Linked DNA regions of Homo sapiens: region 2 is linked to region 1. The links are chromatin loops, found by intact Hi-C in ENCODE. Cell type or tissue: PC-3. All regions are shown on one strand. Each heading gives the region's core, and the rest is flanking DNA. Links, peaks and the distances in the headings are about the cores only. Region 1 holds the start of LINC00609 (long intergenic non-protein coding RNA 609). Region 2 overlaps SLC25A21 (solute carrier family 25 member 21).

Region 1 (12,139 bases), core at 1,295-9,294:
TGAAGGCAGGCTGCTGTGTAATGCCATGGATCTGATTTTTCTGTGGACCACTCTGTCTGTATTAATCATGTCGTTATACGGAGACCATAAGGCATGAATGACATCGCATGTGTGAAAAGAAAATATGAGTTTTGTGATTTGGCTGAATGGAAAAGTGCTGTGTCCAGTGTCACAATACCTTTTCTGACTTCAGCTGAATATTGCAGTCTAAATCACCACACAGTTCAGGTCTTATTTCCATATGGTGGCATCTGATACTGTTCATTTACTGTTTGGGTGTCAGTCTTGCCTCTCTCAGAACATACTGATCTGTTTGTGTTGGGGGATCAAGTCATATCATTAGTATCCCTTAGTACATCTGCTATGGTCTGAATGTTTGTGTCTCCTCCCCTACAAATTTATATCTGGAAATTCTGTCCCTCAAGGTGATAATATTAGGAGGTGGGGCCTTTCGGGAGGTGATTGGGTCATGAGGGTAGAACCCTTGTGAATGGGATTAACGATCTTATACAATAGGCCCAAGGGAGCTCATTCATCCCTTCCACCACGTGAGGATGTGGTGAGAATGTGCTATCTATGAACCAGGAAGCAGACCCTCAGCAGACACTGAATCTACCAGTCCCTTGACCTTGGACATCCTAACCTCCAGAACTGTGAGAAATTCCTGTTGTTATAAGCCAGCCCTTTTATAGTATTTTGTGATAGCAGCCTGAATGGACTAAAACAATGTCTAAGACATTTGGCTGATTTAATTGTTGACTGAAAGAACTTTTTTCAAGGATATGGTACATAATTATATGAATGTCCTTTATTGCCAGCAATACTGACTGTACAACTTATGAAGTATAATAGCATGATGATTAAGAGCTTGGTTTCTGGAATCTGACTATAACATTTCTTCTACTTGCTATCTTTGGAATCTGAGACACATTCCTTAACCTCTTTGGGTCTTAGTTTCCTCATCTGTAAATAATAATAATAAGGGTTACTACCCATAGTGTTGTTATGAGTTTTAGATGAGTTACTATTGGTAAAGCAGAGAACAGTGTCTGGCACATAAGAAGGGCTTGCTATTGCTATTTTAAGAAATAGTTAAGCCTATAGGGTCTTGACATCCAGGTTGGCTATGGTTTGTGGGTTCAGGAAACCTGAAGATTCTATTCACACCTGGCCTAGGATCTCTGTGAAAAGTTTTGAGTTATGACTCCAGAGCTGGCTCTGGAAAGTTTCCCATTGGTCAGATGAGTACATGTGAGAAATGGAATTGAGTACGAATATAGCCATTTGCAAAAATTTTGGCCTGAGGCTAAGATGAGTTACATTGATTGACTCAGAAGTCGTGGCAATAGTCTAGCCCTATGTACTAGAAGTTCTGTTATTTCAGCAAGAAATAGTTAAAGAAAATTCATCAGAGGATCCTAAGGCTCAATGAAATTCTGAATTCAAAATCTCTTTCAGAAAAGTCACTTACCGTTACAGTAGGTTCCAGTTAGTTGAAGTGTAGTCAACCCGAGCTTTGGTTAAATAATCATGTGGTTCTGAACCACGTGGAGCAAATGGTAATGGAGAATGTGGTCACTCATCTCCAAAGCTGGCCCACAGGGAAGTCTCCTTTCCAGCACTCACACTTGTTTGGTCTTCTCCCCATGAATCCAGGATGGTCCTCCAACTTGCTTTTGCCCCCACAGAGTGCAGGGGATGCAATGCTCTGTGGCTTCTGAGGCTAGGTCATAAGAAGGCTCACAGATTTTGCCTTTCTTCCTGGAAGGCTCTGGGGGAGGCTAGTCATGAGGCAAAAAGTCCAACTCTCTGGAAACAGCCATGCTGTGAGGAAGTGGTGTACCAAGGCTGGGGGCAGTGGGAATGGTCCACTTAAAAGTACAGAGATTAAAGGGATGCATTGTCTATAAAGAATTTAAAAAGTTTACTAAAACCAACTAAAAGTTGGTCTTCCTTTTCTTATCAGCATGCACAAGCAATTCTAAACAAGGCTCAGCGATAACATATCCCTTCCCATGAGTGGATCACTCCCACTGCCTCTTTCACACACCCTGCCTCCTGCAAGCCAATGCTGTGAAGCCCAACCTAGCCATGTGGCAAGGGAGATGTCTGCCCAGTCTCCAGCTGCTCCAGCCATCCCAGCTCAGGCACCAGTCACTTGAGGGAAGAAGCCATCTTGGATGTCCAGCCTAGTCTGGCTTTGAGAAGACTCTAGCTCCTGCTGCCATCTTACTGCAGTTTCATGAAGGATCAAATGTCATAGCCATCCAGCCGAGCCTTGGCAAACTACAGACTGTATAAGGAGTTTTTTTAGGGCACTCTGTTACGCAGCAATTGATAAACAAAAAAGAGAAGAGGCATGCAAGAAGAAGAGAGCCTCTTCTCTCTTAAAATAGCAACAAGTGTCCTTGGCTGTGTGGGGTCTCTAGAGATCAGCTAATCTTGATGTTGACAGAGGCCAAAAGTACTTGATTTCACTACCGGATGGAAATTATATCTGTGTAGATGTTGCTAAGCAACAAGAGATCAGAAACCTATAAGGAGTGACCATATAATGCAAAGCATTGAGTCAGCCAACTGAGTTCCTCCTGCACTTATTTTTTAGAACCTGCTTATAAAAGAAGCAATGTCCACAATGTGTGGGGGGAGGAAAGTCTCCTGGGACCTTAAGAGGAAAGCGTACACTTCATCATAATTTGCCTGCAATGATCAGCAAACGAAAAAGTCAATACACAACCTGAAAAATGGTCATTGTTTGTGATTTAAAAGAAGAGTAAGCTTTAGGAATAAATACTAACATCACTGGGAACTCTGTCTCATCCTCACATCCTTTGAAAAGGCATTTGTAAGTGTTAAAATCCTTTCCCCTTGAAATACCACAAAGCTGCAAATATTTATTAAAACATCCAAATCAGTAATGTCTTTCTGAGATTTACAAGGATATTATTAGGTGGTCAGTGAACTTGAGGGTTTTTTTGCAAGTCAGTGGGACCTAAAAACTTTTCCTTTGGCTGGTCAGAGAAGCAGGCTGAGAAAGGGGGACTCTTACTGAGGGTTTTGTGAATAGCCTAGTAGCAGGTGCACACGAAAACACTAATGGTCAGAATAAAGTCTACACCCCTTAACTGTTCCTCACCAGCAATCATTTTCATTATTTCTGCTCAGTGACCTTTCATTCCCTCCATTTTTCTCTGATAATTAGATTTCTTAAATTAAAAAAGGTAGGGGGAGAAATGATAAGCTCAATAGAAGACAAACAGGAATTGAATGGATGTATGCATTTATTTTTAATATGTTTTAGCAAAACCTGTATGTACCTGCCCCCCCCCCGCAACACATACACATCATTGGGCTTTAGAATCCTTGCTGAGATGTGGGTTTGAGGGAGATAACCACGTGTGGTGAGTTGCAGAGCCTGCCCTCCGCCTGCCACCGTTGCTGTGGGGAGCGCACTCTCTGTCGAGCGCTGCTGTAGCAGACCCACCAAATCCCATGTAAGTGGTCAGAGCACAAATGAGGTTGTCGGTGGGTAGTCCTACCCTATTCATGAGCTCTTTCAGAACAATTTTCATTACTTTTTTTAAATACTGTTTTTGGCAAACACTTGATACTTGAAATAAAAAATGCATGAGTCACCTACTGGGATAGGCACAGTGTGTGGTTCATTGAATTTAGCTAAATTGTGAGTCATCCATCAATAGTCCTCTTGGTGAACATACTTGTAATAATTTCACACATTACAAACAAAAATAGGTATGATTTTCAAGATTCTTGAAGCTGTTTCCCTTGGGGATTCTTTGGATTGTGTTTAGAGTTTTTTGTGTTGCTAGGTGGTGAGAAACTTGTCAGCTTTGTTTTCAGATGGATCCAAGGCTTGTGTCTCTGTCACGTGATAAAAGAACTTTGGTTTGGGAGGCTCAGGGGCAGAGTATGAAGCTGAGCGTCATGAAGTGGGGGGAAACAGGAATTAGCGATTAATATTTGTCCTTGTCAGATCATTGACTTTTAAGATTGATTTTGGCATCTGAAAAATGTTTGGCTCCACTCTCAGGACAGAGTCAGAGCAGTAAGAATATGCACCTGTGTCCCCCACCCCCTTTTTTCTGATAGGAGAGAGCTGAGCAGGGTGGTTATGTGTCTGTGCACTACTGCCCTCTGTTGGATGGCACTAGAATTTCTCTGTATCCACACCCCAGCTGAATGAGCGCTCCTGGTTGGCTGGCAGGTGACCCAGGCAAATATGTCATTATTGGACTAAGACCAATTAAAAAAAAATAGTTGGCCTGTATAAACTAAGAGAGACCTCTCTCTGGTGGAGAAATAAGAGTGTAGACTTTCTGACCTGTAGGGTTCTTCTATTCTGGTGGCTGCCGGGCAAGAGGCTGGCATCTGCTGCTGAATGACAGGACAGACTTTGTGATTAAACTGCTAGATCTTTGGCTTTTCAGGAAGTGAAAATAATCACAAGATAAAGTATCCTTACTTGCATTTTTCCCCTTTCATAAGTGCAATAGGGCATAAAAGGGCTTTGGCTTTTGGCTACAATCAGAGGTGAAAGTTTTTATATGGATATAAGAAGAGAAGTTAAAGCTCTTTGCAAACTATGGCTAAAGTGCCATGTCAGTAAGACGTATACAGTGACCCAGGACACTGGCTGGGAAGTTTTCTTTGTTTTGGCAGATTCCTCTGCCCTCCTTCACCTTCTCCAAGGTAGCGAGAGTAAGTGTCCAGGCATGAGCCTTGGGGATACTGTCCTGCCACTACTGGCTGAGTAACTTGGGAAAGTTGTCTGACTCTTGGGCCACATTTTTTCTTTTGTGTAAAATGAGGCATTTGAAATAGATGCTATCTCAGAGTCGCTTCATTTCTGAGATGCAATAAATTATCTTTTCTTCCTAGATGATAATGTAAGCACAAAGAACAAAACTATTTAAAGACCACACACATACCCTCTCAAACAAATCACCTCCCTTTGGGAAAGCAACATGTTCACTGTGATAATTCAGCATCAGGACCTGAGGTGGTGGGAACAGCTTTGGCTGGTTTGCTGCTCTCCAAGGAGCTCCTGTGCCGGCCGCATTGGACAAGCATCTCTGCCCTGCGGCGCAGAGTCTCCAGGACCAGCAGATGGCGGACTTGCACAGTCCACACATTTTCCAGGTTCTCAAGGTAAATGGTACTGATTAACATCCAGAAATAACACCCACTGATGTTTGAACAAATTGCAGCGTTTTCCAGGCCACTAAAACCATGGCACTTTGTGAGCTGGAACATTTGCTAATATTTAAAATGGTTAGAAAGATTGTTAATCTATAATACTTTCGAGTGTTAACAGCCTCTTTCACCCACGCATCAGAAACCCTTAATAAATTGGCCTTCTTTTTTTTCAGGTGGGGAAATTAGGGCAGAGGGTCAATTGGCTAAGATCACAGCAGAACTAGTCCAAATAATTCAGACTATACACCTTGGTGATCTTTTAGAATTGTCGTTCCTCTTGCCCTTCCTTTCTTTAATGCCCACTTCTCTTGGTTGTGGAGGGGAATGTGTGTGTTGACTGGGGATATGGAAGAGGAATTGACGTCTTCTGCACTTTGGGGCATTGCCACCTGCCATGGTCATCAAAGCTCCTGATCGCCACAACCTGTATTCAGAATACCTGTGATAATAAGAACTGGCATTTATTGATTACTTACTTTGAGCCAGGCATTGTTCTAAGCATTTCTCACACACTAATCATTTAATCCTTCCAGCAGCCCATAAAGGAGGCAGAGAGAGTAAGTAACTTACCTAGAATAACAGATCTTTGTATTTTTCTAGGCTCTAAAAGCAGCAATGACTTCAATCTATTTTTTAGTGGTAATCACTCTTTCACCCCAGATATTTTCCAGCTAACAGATCATTGACTGATTTTTAATATTTAAATTGAGAAATTTATTGGAGCTTTGGTGATAATCATGTAAGTAAGCCCTGGTTATAGTAGCTTGTAATGCTATTATTAGTGTTCAAGATTTCCTTTCACAACCTTGTGCTTAGAAGGAATGATTCACTAGAAATGGAAATAAGATGTAAATGAAATGGGGAAGCTTGGCAATTTAATCACTCAAGTAATACATATTTTCAAAGTGCTCACTTAATCCACTAGTCACAAGGCGGCATTAGAGATGTGTTGGGGGGTTTCACTCCAACAACATTTATTTATTTCAAAAACATACATAGTGGTTACTGCATACCAGGCACAAATATTAGTTCACTTAATTCTCCTCACAACTATGATGAGCCCCTTTTACAGATGAGGAAACCAAGGTTCAGAGAGGTAAGAAACATAGCTAGTAAGTGGCAGATCAAGATTTAAACCAGCCCCTAGCTTCTGATCCATGCTCATAACTACGAGGCTGTGCTACCCCTATCAATAGAAATCAGGTATGCTGGCGGGACGTACAGTAATTTAACCAGAGTCAAAGACAGAAACAAACAGTTATAGTGTTGATTTCCTCCTAACAACAATCCTTATATAGCAAATAATTTCTTTCTTTCCCTCTCTCTCTCTCTTTTTATTTTTTGAGACAGCGTCTCACTCCATCACCTAGGCTAGAGTGCAGTGGCACGATCTTGGCTCACTTCAGCCTCCACCTCCTGGGTTCAAGCGATTCTCATGCCTCAGCCTCCTGAGTAGCTGGGACCACAGGTGCATGCCACCATGCCTGGCTAATTTTTGTATTTTTAGTAGAGACGGGGTTTCGCTATGTTGGCCAGGCTGGTCTTGAACTCCTGGCCTCAAGTGATCCACCTGCCTTGGCCTCCCAAAGTGCTGGGATTACAGGTGTGAGCCACTGTGCCTGGCCATTATATAGCAAATAATTTCTAAAATAAAAAGTGAGACTAAAAATAGCTAAGTTAGCTACTGGCCTTGATAAAGGAGAATAGGAATTATAAAGAACAGGAAACTGTAGGGAGACCTACAGATGTTTTGTTTGTTTGTTTTTGAGACAGAGTCTCACTCTGTCTCCCAGGCTGGAGTGCAGTGGCATGATCTCAGCTCACTGCAACATCTGCCTCCCAGATTCAAGTGATTCTCATGTCTCAACCTCTGAGTAGCTGAGACTATAGGCGTGTGTCACCATACCCGGCTAATTTTTGTATTTTTAGTAGAGATGGGTTTTCATCATGTTGGCCAGGCTGGTCTCAAACTCCTGGCCTCAAGTTTTCTGCCTGCCTCAGCCTCCCAAAGTGCTGGGATTACAGGGGTGAACCACTGCACCTGGCCTGTTTTTTAAAATGGGTAGTGATGTTTGTGATACTTAGAACAATAATTAGTTCATCATTTTTACTGAAGACTAAGCAAAAGGAAGTTGTGTGATATCACAGTTGTGTGTGAGTGAACATCTGTTGTTTTTCTCCTTCCCCTTTCTGTGATGATGTCGTCCTTCACGGCATGTTTCCTAGGAGAAAAACCTTCTCCATTTATAAGGTGCATGGAATCCGCTGGGGATCTTGTTGAACTCTGGATTCTGATTTGGTGGGTCTGGGATGCAGCTCCAGATTCTGCATTTCTAACCAGCTACTAATGCTGCTGGTGTGCGGCCTGCTGGGAGTGGCAGGACTCCTTACCTTCCTCATCCTGCTTGGGTGTGGGGTTGCCAGAGACAGTACCTTCCACATCACATTCCTTCTACCTTCTGCATAGGAGTGGTTGTCATGTGATCCAGATTTGACTAGATATGATTCTTATCTGGAATTTGGTTCTCCTGCTCCCAACTCATATACCTAGGAGAAGCCTGGCTTCAGGAGGAGGCAAGGAAGCCAATTCACTGAGAGCTGCAGAAAGAGGAAAGGAGAAGGGGGAGAGAGAACAAGGATGACTGGATGATGTGCTTTGAGTTCTGGAGGCCAGCTCTATCCAGGAACACAAGCCAATAAAGTCCCTTTATGCTTAAGCTAATTTGTATAGTTTCTGTTACTTGCAATTAAAAGGGTTCTGCCTAATACGGAAGTAATTTAGATTTGATATAAAGGAGAATTCTTTACTGTAACAGGAGGGCGCTTTGCAACTCTTGCTAAAGACCATTGGGAACAGAACAGATACTGAGGTTATTTTAGGGAGACTTGCAAGAATAATATTAAAATATTTAATAATTAGCATGGCATGGATGCTGACCAGTCAAAACAGACACCAGCCACAGTGACATTCTGGGAACGCCAGCCTTGGTCACCTGGATGCCATTTGTAGTAGGTACAGGATCTACAGTATTTTTGTGTTGTGAGTTATATGCCTGCATTCTTTAGGCATATAATTTTGCTAAGGAGGCTTTCATTAATGCTTTAAAAGATACAATGTTCTCTTACCTTTTTTTAAAATAAGTTATAAACTTCCATTTTCCCCCAATATTTTTACACAGGGTTAATTCATTGTGATGTCAGGTGATCATCTTCATTTTTTTAGAATAATCTTCAGAATGTTCTCCTATAAAATTAATTTTAATATCCCTAGCCTTTACTTAAATAGGACTATCTTATATTATTCTAAATGTATTAAGTAGATAACTGATTAATATTACAAAAATGGATACCTTTAATCTTTAGGAATTCTAGAATATTAGATGAAGTCGAGAGTGATATTACAATTTGGTTTTACTTAAACATGCTAAAAATATACCAGAAGAAGCCAGAGTCAGTTTCCAGGAGTTACAACTATGGTGTATTCTATCTTTAAAATATGCTGTTATGAAGAGAAGTGGGCTAAAAGGCACAAACATACAGTAAGAGAGAAGGAATAAATTCAATGTTTGATAGCAGAGTAGGATGATTATACTTAACAAACATGTATAGTACTCAGGTGACGGACACCCTAAATACCCTGAGTCACTCACTACCCATTATGTGTAACAAGATGTCTGATCTACCCCACAAATTTGCGCAAATAAAAAAATAAAATACTCTATTAATCTCACCAGGAGTGGAATAAATTTTTGTGCTTGTGGATTGGTGGACAAGGGGAATAATGGTGATGGAAAAATCCTGGAGACGCTTAGGCCCAGTCACTCTTTTAATGCTTTCTTTGCTTACTTAGTTTAAAGGTGGGAGCATTGCATTAGAAGCCCAGAGATCCGGCTTTTAGTCTGACACCTCCCTGAATTCCACTCTGCACCCCCACCTCACCGTCTCAGTTTCTGCTTCCCCGGCCCGCCCTGAAGCCCCACTCTTTTGTTGTAGAACAGCATTAGTAGAGTCTATCAGAGGGAAGAGGCTCTTTCTAGGAATAAGATGCTACACGTTATTCTTAAAGGGAACGTGCTGCAAGCTCAGAGGCTAAGATTCTCCAAGAAAGAGTCAAAAGGCCTTGATACAACAAAGCAGGATTCCAGAGCAGCCTGGCATTGTTCCAGTCTGAAGTATGGGGTGGTTCCAAAATTGGGGACCGTGGAAATAGATTACAGGGATCTGTGGCTCTAGAACACACAACAGACCCTGTGAATGCACTGAATAAATACCTCGCACGTATTGTGCTACTGTTTTCTAATCTATGGAAGTGCTGTTTAAATGACCAAATTACAGTTATTAAAAGTATGAATAAAAGGAATGAATTCATAGTAGCTTTCTCTTATATATATTTTTTAAAGACCTAAGATCTAAAATATGAAATGCTAAGTCTAGGTCATATGGCAGTCTCCTCCTTTAAAAATTTAAGCATGTTAAAAAAAATAAGTCCGTGAAATTTTATAGGTAACTTGGATTTTTTTAAAAAATGAAAACTGAAATTCTTTCAGCAGTGACTGTGTGTGTTTTTTTAATTCCCTGGATTGATCAGAGGGTGCTCGCTCTCTATCCTTAGGACTGTGAAGAATTACCTAGAGGCAAGACAAGAGCTCATTAATTAAATATTTCCGCGCTGGACACTCATCTGCCTGACAGTTCTCTCATTATGTGCCCCTGAGAGGGGGACTAGTTGTCAGCAGCTGATGTAAAATAATTTTCTCACGGTTATAACTGCGTGGGTAAAGGCTTGATAGCAGTTCTTCATGTCTGTTAGGTAAATCATTTGAGGGAAAAATGGTTCTGCGCTGAAGGGAAAGTCAAAACATCTCATGCAAAATCTTAAATAAGTTGTTTTTTTAAATGAGAAAAAAAAAATGAACTTTCTCTAACTGTAAGTATCTTCTGTTTGTGCCCCAGGGATCCCTCTACCTTTGCTGTCTCTTTCCTCAGGTATATTTCTCTATTTATTCATATAGAGAATATGCTATATGCCCTGATGTGCTATATCAGAAATAGCAAGCGTGACTAATTCAGTTATCCTTAGTGAATATTATAAACTGAGAAATTTGGTATTCTTTATGGCCTTTTTGGTGGGCAGGATCTCTGGGTACTCTTTCCGTATTCTTTTGCTTGATAGAGATGAGCACATTTAAAAGCCAAATCTATGTCTATGATCTATGTCTGCCTGCAGCTAACCCCAGTTGAAAATTTTGCTTTGTGATTTCTTTTTATTAGGTTGATGCAAAAATAACTGCAGTTTTTACAGCCTCTGGTTATGTGGTCAATTATTCTGGTTCCAACTAATCACATCCTGTTTCTGTAATTGATTTAAATGCAGTAAAAGGAGGCCCATCTTGAAATGTAAAAAGTCATCAAAGATCTACCTCCAGAAAAGCACTGGATTCATAGTTTTACAAGCCAATTCCTTAAAACTTCAATGAAGGAGATACTATTTTAAATATTTCAAAGCTTCACAATGCATTTTATAATCACTCTGATGCTCAAAGAAAACAACATGTAAAACTTCCATACAAAGATGCCTTAGTGCCCTGCCCACATCCCATGGGGCCAGAGTGGGTTCTGACTTAACCACAGCCAGTCTGTCATTTCTTCTGCCTCAGACTTCCCCAATCCCTGGGAGCTTGGTCAGCCTGCGTGCAGGAGCAGCCCAGGAGTGTGGATGAGTTAGTGTCCCCAAAGAGAACTATCAGCCACTGGGGTTAAAACTCAATAAGGAGGCATTCCAGTGTGCATGGTACACAATTCCTTTGAAGGTCCCCAAGGGGAATGGAGCCCCAGTTGCCCTCAGTAGTCATCAGCTCATCAATGTACCCTTTATTGTCTTTTCCTCTGTCTCTGTTTCATCTCTCCACTCCCTCACTTCAGTTTCCTGGGATTACCTTTCAAGTAGATTACTGTACTAATGTCCCTATATCAGGCTCTGCTTTTTGGGGGATCTGAACTAGGACTGGAGGAAGACAAGTTTACTGAAAACAGTAACTGCTGTAAACAACTAGTATTCTAGGCACAGGTTTCCAGCAGTCAGGGGCATCATGCTGCAGAGGCTCCTGCTTTAAGAGTCAGCTGCTGGACAGAATCCAGGAACTTCAGCTGCCATCCCACTGTTGCTGCTGCTGTTGGCTATCGCTGCTTTTGGTATTACTGTTGCCGCTGCATCAAGTTTAGACTGTCCTTGAGGCTGCTGCCGCTATCAGATATACCATCAGAAACCAGAAATAGGAAGAGGATGGCTTCTTCCATCCTCCAGTCTTCCAGTCTTCTCCCAGTGCCTTCCATTGGCAGAACATACTGGAAGCCAGCCAGAAGAGTAGCTGGAAGATTCAGTTTTCGGTGTCCCTGTCTCCTTAAATATCAAAGCACAAAATGTCATGAATGAGGCCTTAGAGCAAAATGATTGGCTACATAAAACCTATAACCAAAACTGTACATAACTGAAATTCTAGCTTTTTAAAAGTCGGGGACAAGTGAAAGGGTTATCACAACTCTTTTTTTTTATTTTTTTAAGTTCAGGGGTACATGTGCGGGTTTGTTACATAGGTAAACTCATGTCATGGGGGTTTGTTGTACAGATTATTTCATCACTCAGGTATTAAGCCTGGTACCCATTAGTGATCCTCTCCCTCCTCCCACTCTCCACCCTCCAGGAGGCCCCATCTATATGTCCCTGTGTTCTCATTATTTAGCTCTTATAAGTGAGAACATGCAGTATTTGGTTTTCTGTTCCTGCATTATTTTGCTAAGGATAATGCCTTCCAGCTGCATCCATGTTCTTGTAAAGGACATGATCTCATTCTTTTTTATGGTTGCATAGTATTCTTGCAGCCACATTTTCTTTATCCAGTAAATGTACCACATTTTCTTTATC
Region 2 (12,139 bases), core at 1,388-9,387, 1.1 Mb after region 1:
CATATTGCCCATGCTGGTCTTGAATTCCTGAGCTTGAGCGATCAGCCTGCCTTGGCCTCCCAAAGTGCTGTGATTACACGCCCAGCCTGGGTGGTTGTTGTTGTTGTTGTTGTTGTTGTTGTTGTTTGTTTGTTTTTAATATTTGGAAGAGTCTTAACTACTCATATGTTTTCCCTCTCCATTAATAATAACTAACACAGAGCATTCAGGAAGTGCTAGTCACAATTCTAAGCACTTTACATGCCTCAATCCATATGATCCTTCCAATAACCAATGAGGTAGATTGCATCCTATCTCTATTTTATGGGTAAGGCACAGAGATGTTAAGCTGCCTGCCCAAGGTAACACAGCTAGTAAGTATTAGAGTTGGGATCTGGTATCAGGCATTAAGACATCAGAATCCCCATAGAATACTACCTCCTTCTCTTACCTCTATTCTCTATTTTTTTTAAGAGATGGGGTCTCGCTCTGTTGCCCAGGCTGGAGTCAAACTCCTGGGCTCAAGCAATCCTCATGCCTTAGTCTCAGGAGTAGCTGGAACTCCATGCCTGTGTGCCCAGATTTACCTCTATTCTCTTTGTAGCATGAAGTGAAATCTAAAATACTAAAATACACACACACACACACACACACACACACACACACAGAGAGATGAGCTAAATAACTCTTTGGGACACCACAGTAGGAATTTAATAGACTAGAACAGAAAATTAAGATTAGGTTGCTATGACCCCACTGAGTAAGTCCCCTATCATATGACTGCCACATGTGTGGGATTGACTCAGATATCCCTGAGGGCATGTGGGGCAAGTAGAAAGATGGGCTGGAAAAAACTACAACTAACACAATGACATTTGAGCTTGAGAAAACAAACCTACCTCCAAACTGTAAGCAACTCAACAATCAGATACTCTATACTTCTTCTAACTATTCCTGGAAAGCCAGGTATTAGGAAAAAACAGGTCTCCATCCACACACAGTCAAAATTCAGGAAGACAAATTTCTAGGTTCACAGAATCAATGGGACTTGGATTGACTCCTTCTTAGAGTAACCAGGGCAGGAAAACTAGAGCCCTTTTTTATTTCCTTTTGCAGCTATCAGGAATAAAATGGAACAGTACATCGTCTACAGCATTCGGTTCCTAGGGTAATGTCTCAATTTGATGGCAGGCAAACAGCAATGATTCTCCTCACCACCAATGACACTGGGCATGAAGGAAACAGCACCCACTCCTTCAGATTGTTTAGGAAATATCTCCCTACCATCTTGATGAAAAGTTTTGAAGTTTTAAATTAATTCACATTAAAAATTGATAAATAAAACACTTGACATTTATTCATTCATCTATTCATTCGACAAATGTTTATTGAGTACCTGTCCTGTGCCAGGTTATCTTTTAGGCACTAGGGATACACCAGAGTACCAAACAGACCAAGAGTTTCTTTTGTGTGTGTGTGACAGTATATACAGTGGTACAAACATGGCTCCATGCAGCCTTGATCTCCTGGGCTCAAGCAATCCTCCCACATCAACCCCCCTAAGTAGCTAAGGCTACAGGAACGTGGCATCACCCCCAGCTAACTTCTGTATTTTTAGTAGAAACAGACTTTCACCATGTTACCCAGCCTGGTCTCTAACTCCTGACCTCAAGAGATCCGCCTGACTTGGCCTCCCAAAGTGCTGGGATTACAGGCCTGAGCCACCACACTCAGCCCAGACCAAGAGTTTTACCTTCATGAAGCTAATAGTCTACTGATAAAGATAAGAAGAGCATGTTTTAATATATAATAAATGATGTCATTATTTTACATCATTTATTCAACAATTAGTATTATGCATTCATTCTTACATTTAACTAAACATGTCAATGTTACTTACAGATCAATAAAATTTAAAAACTAGGGTATTTTATTTTAATTTAATATGTAGCTATTTTCTCAGCTATGCAATGCTGATAAAATATATATGAAAAGTGTGACATGTCTCATGTTTATTCAAATGTAAGAATACATAGATTCATATACGCCGCACAAAACATAAAAAATGCAGGTATTTTCCAATCTAGAAATAGTTAATTTGCTAACAACTTGTACATACTAATGATCACTACAGCTCCCATTTTCTCCAACCTTAATGCCTCCTAATTCCCAACTCTGGTTTGCACTTGCCCTTTGGTTCTTCTCTGCTGTCGGACTGTTCACCAACCATCCATTTATTCATTGCACAAGGACGTACTAGGAACCACTGGAGTGAGACCCTCTAGAACTCCTTCACCCTTGTCTCTTAGGACTAGGGCCTCTTGGAAGTTGAAAGAGACCCAAGACTCTTCTACTAATTGGGAACTCTCAAAATACTATTATAAAAAATAAAGAAATGCCAGTTAACAGCGTTATTAAAATTTACTTTAAGGACTTACATTTCACATAGTAATTCTTTTAACAGACACAATTGCAATGACAAAGGCAATGACTTTATATCTGCCCATATTTGAAAGAAATGTCAAAAATTCAAATTTATAAAGCCCTCTGTGAAATATGAGGCCCTATTCAAATGGCCCTCCTGGTCTTGTCTGTCACCCTTTCCTTCTTGGCTGCTGGCACCTTCCTATCTCATTGTCAACGAGAAGCCACCACACTATCTCCACATCTGAGTATCTCTATCCCATTCTCCACCAGTTAGAGCTCTTAAAACCTCCAGGGAAGCTAGCCTCAGAAGGACAGAGGACCCTATATTTGGGCTTAGGAATCCTAAATGCCCTAGGGCTTAGAGCTGCCATTACTGGTATTTCACACTTATTTCAGGTTTTTTTTTTTTTTTAAAAAAAAGGAAGAAAATTTTTGTGGCTTGCCCATGAATTGCATAACATTGTTCTAGGGGGAAATGCATTCTGACCTCAAACTCACCTAAAACTACAGATTTTTGAAACATGACATATATGTTTAGGGCATTACATGAGACCACACTTTTTCTCACACATGGTAACTATATTTCCTTTTTCTTTTTTTTCTTTTCTTTTTTTTTTTTTTGAGACAGAGTCTCAACTCTGTAGCCCAGGCTGGAGTGCAGTGATGTGATCTCAGTTCACTGCAACCTCCGCCTCCCGGGTACAATTCTCCTGCCTCAGCCTCCCGAGTAGCAGGGATTGCAGGCACTCACCACCACACCTGGCTGATTTTTGTATTTTTAGTAGAGACGGGGTTTCTCCATGTTGGTCAGGCTGGTCTCGAACTCCTGACCTCAAGTGATCGGTCTACCTGGGCCTCCCAAAGTGCTGGGATTACAGGCATGAGCCACCACCCCCAGCCCTTATTTTCCTTATGTATTTTGCTTATATGTTTTTCCTACATATGGTAACTGTGAGTCTTTTTTCATTCAACTTGCCCGCAAATGTGATTTTATATATACTGTCATATATTTCTAACTTATATAAATAATGCAAAGTAAAAGATGTCCTTGAGTTTATAAGGTAAAAAATATTTTTGTGTGTAGCTACACATTGTATATTTTATATTGATTGTATGTCAGATTTCTATTATAGAAAGCAAATCATACTATTTAGCATGAGATCATCTTCATTTAGATACACCATAGGTCAAAACACAGATGTTTTGTCTTCATTGTTGCTCTGAGAAACTATGATTCCTACAAGAAACATTCCCTCCACCATCAGTAAAATAAGATGCTATGAAAGAGGTCAAAGTATTTGACGTCTAAATCAGAAGGTATTTTCTTTACTTCTGCCATATTTCTATATGGTTACATGGGGATATATAAGCAAAACAGGTCTCAATGAAATTGAATTGCTTTGTGGCAAATGCATTGAATAAATATACATTTATTGAGCAGCTACTATATTCAAAGCACTGTGGTAGGCCTGGAGATACAAAATAAACATGACTTGGTCTCTTCCTTAGAGGGGCTCACTCTTCATAAGACTTAAAAAACAAGAAATAGATCCAATGCACTCTTTTAAACTAATAACAAAAAATCAAGGAAAAGTAAAATAGATGCTTGTGAAAAGCCTCTTTGCAGAGTGAAATGGAATACTACATATTATGTAAGCATACCAATGAAAACATTATCAGTATATATAATGCTGGATGACGGCTATTTAAATATCCAAATTGAATGAACAAATGATGGCTCACAATAGCCTCAACCTCCAGGGCTCAAGCAATTCTCCCCACTTTGGCCTCCCTAAATGCTGGAATTACAGGCGTGAGCTATCTGTGCCTGCCTAGATGATCCATTTTTTGACTATGGAAGATATGAAGCCAACAAGAATCACATAGACATCATTATCACCACTGTTTTTTTTTAACTTAGATGCCAGTGCCTCTACTTTTCTCTTTTTCTTCCCTTCCTTGCTTCTTGTTGAACTTCTAATCTCCAGCTATGAGCTCAAAATACAAGGTATACACCAATGCAGATGTCCATGAACACATGAAAGAAACAGAAAATCTACTGTCACTTTCTTGATGCTTTATGAGGCAAACCTAATGAAACTATATTGCTCTGTAAAACAAAGTTGCTTACCATTTTCATATCATATTCCTATTTCAACTTTACAGAATATAAATTAAATGTTTTCTTAGGGCAACTAAAAACTGCTCCATCAAAAAAAAAATCCGCTAGGGCCGGCCACGGTGGCTCACACCTGCAATCCCAGCACTTTGGGAAGCTGAAACCCCATCTCTACTAAAAATACAAAAATTAGCTGGGCATGGTGGTGGGCGCCTGTAGTCCCAGCTACTCAGGAAGCTGAGGCAGCAGAATCGCTTAAACCGGGAGGCAGAGGTTGCAGTGAGCTGAGACAGCACTACTGAACTCCAGCCTGGGCACAGACTCAGGCTGACTCACAGAGCAAGACTCAAAAAATAAATAAATAATCACTAAATAGTCTTTAATATTTCTTATATTTAGTACAGTACCTTCAATATTCATCCTCCTTAGAACTATCTTGAAATCCCTTAGCTGTATACATTTCTCATTAAGAGAGAAAAAATAATTTAATTTAGTAATTATTTAAAAATTTTTTAAAGACATGGGAAAGTTATACTGCCATCTTGTGGTTAAAGTTTGATTACAGAAGCAAGCACTTCTGGCATTTCCCATTCATAAACCAAATCCACAACATAATATGTATCATACTTAAAACTTTTTCCTTACAGAAGGAGTAGGGTTGAAGGAAAAAAATCCTGTTTAGAACTTACATTCAAGAAAAATTATTATTCATACATATACCCAATTTCTTATGTTAAAGGCCACTGAATTAAAACAAGAAATGGCATTTGAGTCCCAGATACATAAATAAAACCTACGTGTTTGGCACTGTAGCTCCTGTTTAGAGATGTTTATAATTTATTATGACTATAATACATACCCTAGCCCTAATAACTTTGAAAAACAAAATTATGGAATCTAGGAGTTTCAGGTAATCTCTAAGATCTACAAGAAATTATGACATTTATCCTAAGCTTATCAATGATTTCTATTTTATCCAGGACTCTAATTCAAATTTTACGGCAAGAACCAACATAAAGAAAATAAATATTATACAAATAAAAACAGTTTCTTCCATCCCTCTTTCTTACTCATATACATAAACCCATTTTTCCATACATACACAGGTATGAATCACAATTAAAAGAAAAATTAATTCCCAAAGTACAGTCTGTATTTTTCAAGTGTAGAATTCTCTATGATCTATGCAAGGCAAAGATGCTTTGCAATAGTGGAATGTAATCAGAAGTTAACACACTTCTAGATCTAACTATATCTGCAGAAAGCTTTTCCTTTTAAAAAGAAAATAAAAAGCAAATCACCAAAATTATAGGAAGACAGCGCCATCTATAGGTCTGCACAAGTACAGAATAGTAATCTTAGTTTCAGATATAAATGTCCACTGTGATAAACTAGCCAATCAAATGTGCTGTCCTAGGCGGACGCTCCAAAATAATGCTGCTCATTCTCAGATCTCTGGAGAGGATCTTGCAATTTACTCCAAAGTGCTTTAACCTGCCTCTACAATCATGCCCCAAAATGATAGTGATAATAACAGCAATAGAAGCCTCAAGCAATCAGAACAAAAACTAATGTTTTTCACAATTGTATTATTCTGATTTGGCATACTTGATGGTCGATAAATATTGGTAACTTTTCAAGAAATATTAGCACATTGGTAGGTTCTCTCTCTCTCTCTCTCTTTCTCTTCATTCTGCAAAATTACTTTGGGCCATGATTCTATTTTAGGTGTCATCCAATTCTATCGAGTTCTATTGAATTTCATTCTTCTTTCTCCAAAGAGGAGGCTATACGTTCTCCCTACAGTAGTCTATTCTAGTTTTTACAGACATTAAATTACATGCGACTTAAGATTCCCTCCTTTTTCAGACAGGCCCCTCCTGTCCACTCTTGGGTTGCTCTCACTCTACTGAGTCACACCAGTATCTTATTAGTTGTGTGCGAATTCAGTTAACAATACGTGAGGGTGGAGGCTTGGCCCACTTCCTGACCAATTGCCTGTAGCATCTGGCAGAAAAAAAGATGCCGCATTAATGCCAACAGAGGCACTGCTGGTTAATATGGAGAATTTCATACTTAAGCTATGGCTGGCATTTAAAAATCTGCAAAAACAAGAAATGGACTTTTGTACAAGGGCAGACCCTGTTTGTTCATTAACACTCAAGTTCAAGAAAAAGCTGTGGTATTTAACATAACCAGAGAGAAAAAGAAGACTTATGGGGGCAATACTTGAAGGGGCTGCTTACCTGATTTCTCATTCTGCACACTAAGAGGCAGGGTGGAGTAATGGATGAGAGCTCAAGCTTTGAAAGCAAAGAGCAGAGTTTGAGTCTGTGTCTGTCATCAGCCTTGAACAAGATATTTAATTTCTCTGAGCTTCACTTTCCTCATCTTCAAGAAATTACAAATTGGCTCATGCCTGGAATCCAGCACTTTGGGAGGCCAAGGCGGGCAGATCACTTGAGGTCAGGAGTTCAAGACGAGCCTGGCCAACATAGTGAAACCCTGTCTCTACTAAAAATACAAATATTAGCTGGGCAGGGTGGCATGTGCCTGTAATCCCAGCTACTTTGGAGGCTGAGGCAAGAGAGACGCTTGAACCCAGGAGAAGGGGTTTGCAGTGAGCCGAGGTCACTTCACTGCACTCCAGTGTGGGCGACAGAGAGAAACCCCATCTCAAAAATAATAATAATAATAGAGATTATTTAAGCAAAGTAAGATGCTTTGCACATAGTAAGCATTCAGTAAATGTTAGCACTCAAAAGATAAGATTTATCTTACTTTTTAAAATCTTATCATACTTATTGACTATGATAGTTAGGAAGGATCTACCCAACCCAAACAAATATCCCAGGAAGTTCATTGTGACTTCTAAAGATGACAAAAAGAATGAATGAAAAGACTGAACTCAAAATAGAAATGAGAAAATGATAATTTGTTTGAAGGTCTGATATTAGTTTCAAAATATATCTCTGAAACATCTTTGAAAACCATTAGCGTCCACTGACTCTCAATTTCATTTTATTTCAATTTTTTTTTTTTTTTGACAGAGTCTCGCTCTCTCACCCAGACTGAAGTGCAGTGGCACAATCTCAGCTCACTGCAACCTCTGCTCCGGGTTCAAGCAATTCTCCTGCTTCAGCCTCCTGACTAGCTGGGACTACAGGCGCCTGCCACCATGCCCAGTTAATTTCATTTTATTTCTGCTATATACCTTAAAAATGTGAGCCTGCAGAGCGCAGAGAAGTCAGAAACACAGTTCTGGAAGTCACCTGCAAACAGACAACACTGAAGCCAAAGAGTGGATGGGTTTGTTTGGGGAGTTAGAATGTGTAAAACACAAGAAGAAAAAAACTAAATAAAATGAATTTAAAATAAATTTTTAAAAGACTGTGTAAAGCAAAAAACTTACAAACATGTAGAATATCAATTTTTGAGGAAAGGGAAAGTGGAGACAATAGAAGACTAATCAAATAGGGGAGAAAGGTTCAAGATGGTTGAGTAGGATTTTCTGGCTCTACTTAGAAGAACTGGAATAGTATATAGACAGTCACACTTCAAATACGTTATCCAAGACAGAATGCTGATGCTCAACACAGAAGAGACAGGAAACACCAAAAGTGGGGAAGGAGGAAAAGAGGCAGCATCCCTGGTCAGGACTGGCTAAGAGCTGGGAGTGACTTCCTAACATGAGGAAAGGGTGAGTGACAGACTTCCAGCAGCCCACATCCCCACCATCAGATCATGCAATCCTAGCCACAGGAGAGCCCCTTGACCATCCCAAGCCCTGAAACTAACACAGGAAGTTGATGGGAGACGAAGGGACAGGGCTGCTCCAGGGAGGGAGCTCCCACACCATTTATAAGACCTAAGAAGCTACAGGAAGGTGCCATTTTCAAAGCTAGCCTCTCATAAACTGCACACTGTCCTTCAGGCCAGCAGCACCAAGACTGAGACATTACAAAAGCTCAAGTTATCACTGCTGGAATGAGGAGTAAGATGGGAGCATTCCCACAGCCAGGGATAAGAAGCAAGCAAGACATGAGCTGCAGCAGCCAGTGCCAGGAAGCGGGTGCTGTCAGGACAGAGACTGGCATGTAAGTGAGCAGAATGAGTTGCTGGTGGGACTTGGTTGCGAGTTGGGTGGGTGCTCCTACAGCTGGGGTGGGGGAACAAGCTAAGCATCAGCTACCACTGCCAGGGTAGGGGGTGAACCCCCAGGACTGGGGCTAGAAAGAAACGTGCATTCCCTACCCACTGGCCCAGGCTGTTGCCACAAAGACAGCAGCTCCCTCTCCAGTGGTGGGGCCTCAGCATGGCTGCTACTGTCTCTAACACAAGCACTTAGCCTGAGGCCTAAGGATCATCCTGGCCACCACAGCTGGTGCCTGCTCTCACCACAAGCCCCACGAGCCTAGCTTCGCTCCTTCACTTCTCCCACCTTAACAGAGCACATAGCCCAGGGTCTCGACTGCTATCTCCTCAGCTGACCTATCTGCAAGCCCCACCTGCAGGACTGGAGACTTCCCCACCCAGCACATCACATCTACTGTCAACATGAACACACACCACTCAGGACCCAGAGAATCATCCCACTACAGCTTCTGCCATCATCCATGCTATACTGGCTGCCAGGTGATTGAAAACACACTCTATGACCCAGTTTACTGCTGCCATTATCAACATCTGAGCAAGCCACCTAGAGGCCCAAAAATCAGACCTCTAGTAACCACAAGTACAGGTGGCAGCATACGTCACCCTGGGGCACAAAGATAGGGATACTCAACCCACCACTGTCATCACTGGTGCCTGGAAACTGGCCCACCTGGCATCTTAGTCCCCAAGCAGAACATCACCACAGACTCCACTAATAATTGCACCCCAACCCACACAGATATCACTAATCCTGTTTAGAGCCAAAGAAATCATACAAAGACTACACTGCTGCATGCCCTCAGAATTAAAAGCCAAAGTGCCCTACCTAACAAACACTAAAGCTAGGTCTTCTGGAAGAAGTCCTCTCCTACAAAAGTAAGTTCAAAAATAGGAAGACGTGATTGTTACACCAGATGTGCAGATATAAACATAAAGACACAGGAAACATAAAAAAAAATCAATGAAATATGACTCTCCAAAGGAACACAACAATTCTCCAGTAACAGTTCTTAATCAAAAAGACATTTTCAAAATCCCAGTATAATGCAAAATATTGATTTTAAAGAAACTCAGTACAAAGACAACAGAAAAACAATTCAAGATATGAGGGAAAATTTTACTAAAAGATAGATTTTTTTTTTTTTTTTGAGATGGAGTTTCACTCTTGTTCCCCAGGCTGGAGTGCGATAGCATGATCTCAGCTCACTGTAACTTCCACTTCCCCAGTTCAAGCGATTCTCCTGCCTCAGCCTCCCGAGTAGCTAGGATTACAGGCATGCACCACCACACCCAGCTAATTTTGTATTTTTAGTAGAGACAGGGTTTCTCCATGTTGGTCAGGCTGGTCTCAAACTCCCAACCTCAGGTGATCTACCCGCCTCAGCCTCCCAAAGTGCTGGGATTATAAGTGTGAGGCACCACGCCCGGCCGATATCTTTTTCGAAAACCAAATAGAAATTCTGGACCTGAAGAATTCATTGAAAGAAATAAAAAATACATTTGAAAACTTTGGTAATAGAGTAGATGAGGCAGAAGAGAAAATCTCAGAACTAAAAGACAGCTCTTTTTTTTTTTTTAAGATGGAGTTTCACTCTGTTGCCCAGGCTGGAGTGCAGTGGCACGATCTCAGCTCACTGCAACCTCTGCTTCCGAGATTCCAGCAATCCTCCTACCTCAGCCTCCCAAGTAGCTGGACTACAGGTGTTTGCCACCATGCCTGGCTAATTTTTGTATTTTTGAAGAGACTTGAAAGAATAAGCAAGGCTTCATGACATTTGGGGCAACATACAGTGACTGAATTTATAAATTATCAGTATCCTAGAGGACAAAGAAACAAAGAGAAGATTAGAAAACTTATTTAACAAAATAAAATAAGTCTAGCAGGAGATGTAAGTCTAGCAAGAGGATATTCAGATACAGGTGGCTCAACAATACCTAGGAAGATACAATGCCAAAAAGTTTTCACAGCACATTATAATCAGACTGTCTAAAGTCAAAGATAAAAAGATAATTCTAAAAATAACAAGAGAAAATCATCTAGTCACCTATAAAGAAAACTCCATCAAACTAACAGTGAATTTCTTAGCAGAAACCTTATAGGCCAGAAGAGAATGGCATGATATAGTGATAGTGGCAAGAGAAAAACAAAACAAAACCCAAAAAACTTTCACCCTAGAATACTATACCCAGCAAAATTATAGCAAAATTATTCTTCCTAAATGAAGGAGAAATAAAGGCATTCCCAGACAAGCAAATGCTGAAGGAATTTATTACCATTAGATTGGACCTAGAAGAAATGGTCAAGGGAGTCCTAAACCTGGAATTGAAAAGATTAGATTTACCATCACAAAAACACACAAAAGTAGCCCAGCCCTGATGGTTCATGCCTGTAATCCTAGCATTTTGGGAGACTGAGATGAGTGGTCCACCTGAGGTCAGGAGTTTGAGACCAGCCTGGCCAATATGACGAAACCCTGTCTCTACTAAAAATACAAAAATTAGCTGAGCATGGTGGTGCATGTCTGTAACCCCAGCTACTCAGGAGGCTGATGCAGGAGAATCACTTGAACCCAGGAGGCGGAGGTTGCAGTGAGCTGAGATCGCACCACTGCACTCCGGCCTGGGTGACAGAGTGAGACTCCATCTCAAAAAAAAAAAAAAAAAAATACACGAAAGTATAAAACTCACTAGTAAAGCAATCACACAAAGGAGGAAGAGAAAAGAATTAAATGGTATTACTACAGAAATTCACCAAACCGCAATGACAAATAATAAAAGATTCACAGGTTCTAAAGACTGGGAAAATAAAATTAATTAATTAAAATAATAAGAGAAAAAGAAAGGAACAAAGAGTATACAAAGCAAACAGAAAACAATTAATATGACAGGAACAAAGCCTCACATATCAATAATATCAATAATAATCTTGAACATAAACATTAAATAATCCACATAAATGATACAGAACGGCTAAACAGATTTTTTAAAAACTATCTTCCAACTATATACTGCTTACAAGAAACTCAACTTATCAATAAAACACATATAGACTAAAAGTAAAGGAAAAGGAAAAGACACTCCAGACAAACAGAAACCAAAAGTGAGCAGGAGTAGCTACAATTATATCAGCTAAAACAGGCTTTAAGTCAAGAAGAGTAAAAGAAAGACAAAGATGGTCATTATGTAATGATAAAGGGAACAATCCAACAAGAGGATATAACAATTCTAAATATATGTGCACTCTATACTGAAGCACCCAGATTCATCAAGCAAATAAGACTAGATCTAAAGAGAGAGATAGACTCCAACACAGTAACAGTGGAAGACTTCAACACCCTACTTTCATCACTAGACAGATCATCTACACAAAATATCAACAAAGAAACACTGAATTTAAACTGCACATTAGATCAAATGGACCTAACAGATATTTACAAAACATTATATCCAACAAGTGCT

Evidence for each region. Peaks named below come from ENCODE experiments on the same cell type or tissue, not always from the same donor. Only the 100,000 strongest peaks of a DNase experiment are listed, where the experiment ranks them.
Region 2: it touches region 1 in a loop (7-fold over the local background); 4 of 110 quality-filtered maps call a loop at or near these places.

The regions. Positions count from the first base shown.
Region 1 is chr14:36,065,517-36,077,655 of GRCh38, forward strand. It overlaps LINC00609 (long intergenic non-protein coding RNA 609), which reads left to right and starts at 4,911. Exons shown (of 3, transcript NR_073454.1): 1 at 4,911-5,169. LOC105370452 (a long non-coding RNA gene) reads right to left here and starts at 2,213. Exons shown (of 3, transcript XR_943752.3): 1 at 1,472-2,213. In PC-3, for the core only: CTCF peaks have their summits at 4,145 (motif pointing left) and 5,123 (motif pointing right); DNase peaks (open chromatin) are centred at 3,675, 4,175 and 5,115; H3K27ac peaks cover 939 bases; H3K27me3 peaks cover 2,003 bases.
Region 2 is chr14:37,144,832-37,156,970 of GRCh38, forward strand. All of the region lies in intron 1 of SLC25A21 (solute carrier family 25 member 21), which reads right to left. Among named protein-coding and RNA genes, the nearest start is that of SLC25A21-AS1, 21 kb to the right of the region's middle. In PC-3, for the core only: CTCF peaks have their summits at 5,074 (motif pointing left) and 5,846 (motif pointing left); a DNase peak (open chromatin) is centred at 5,870.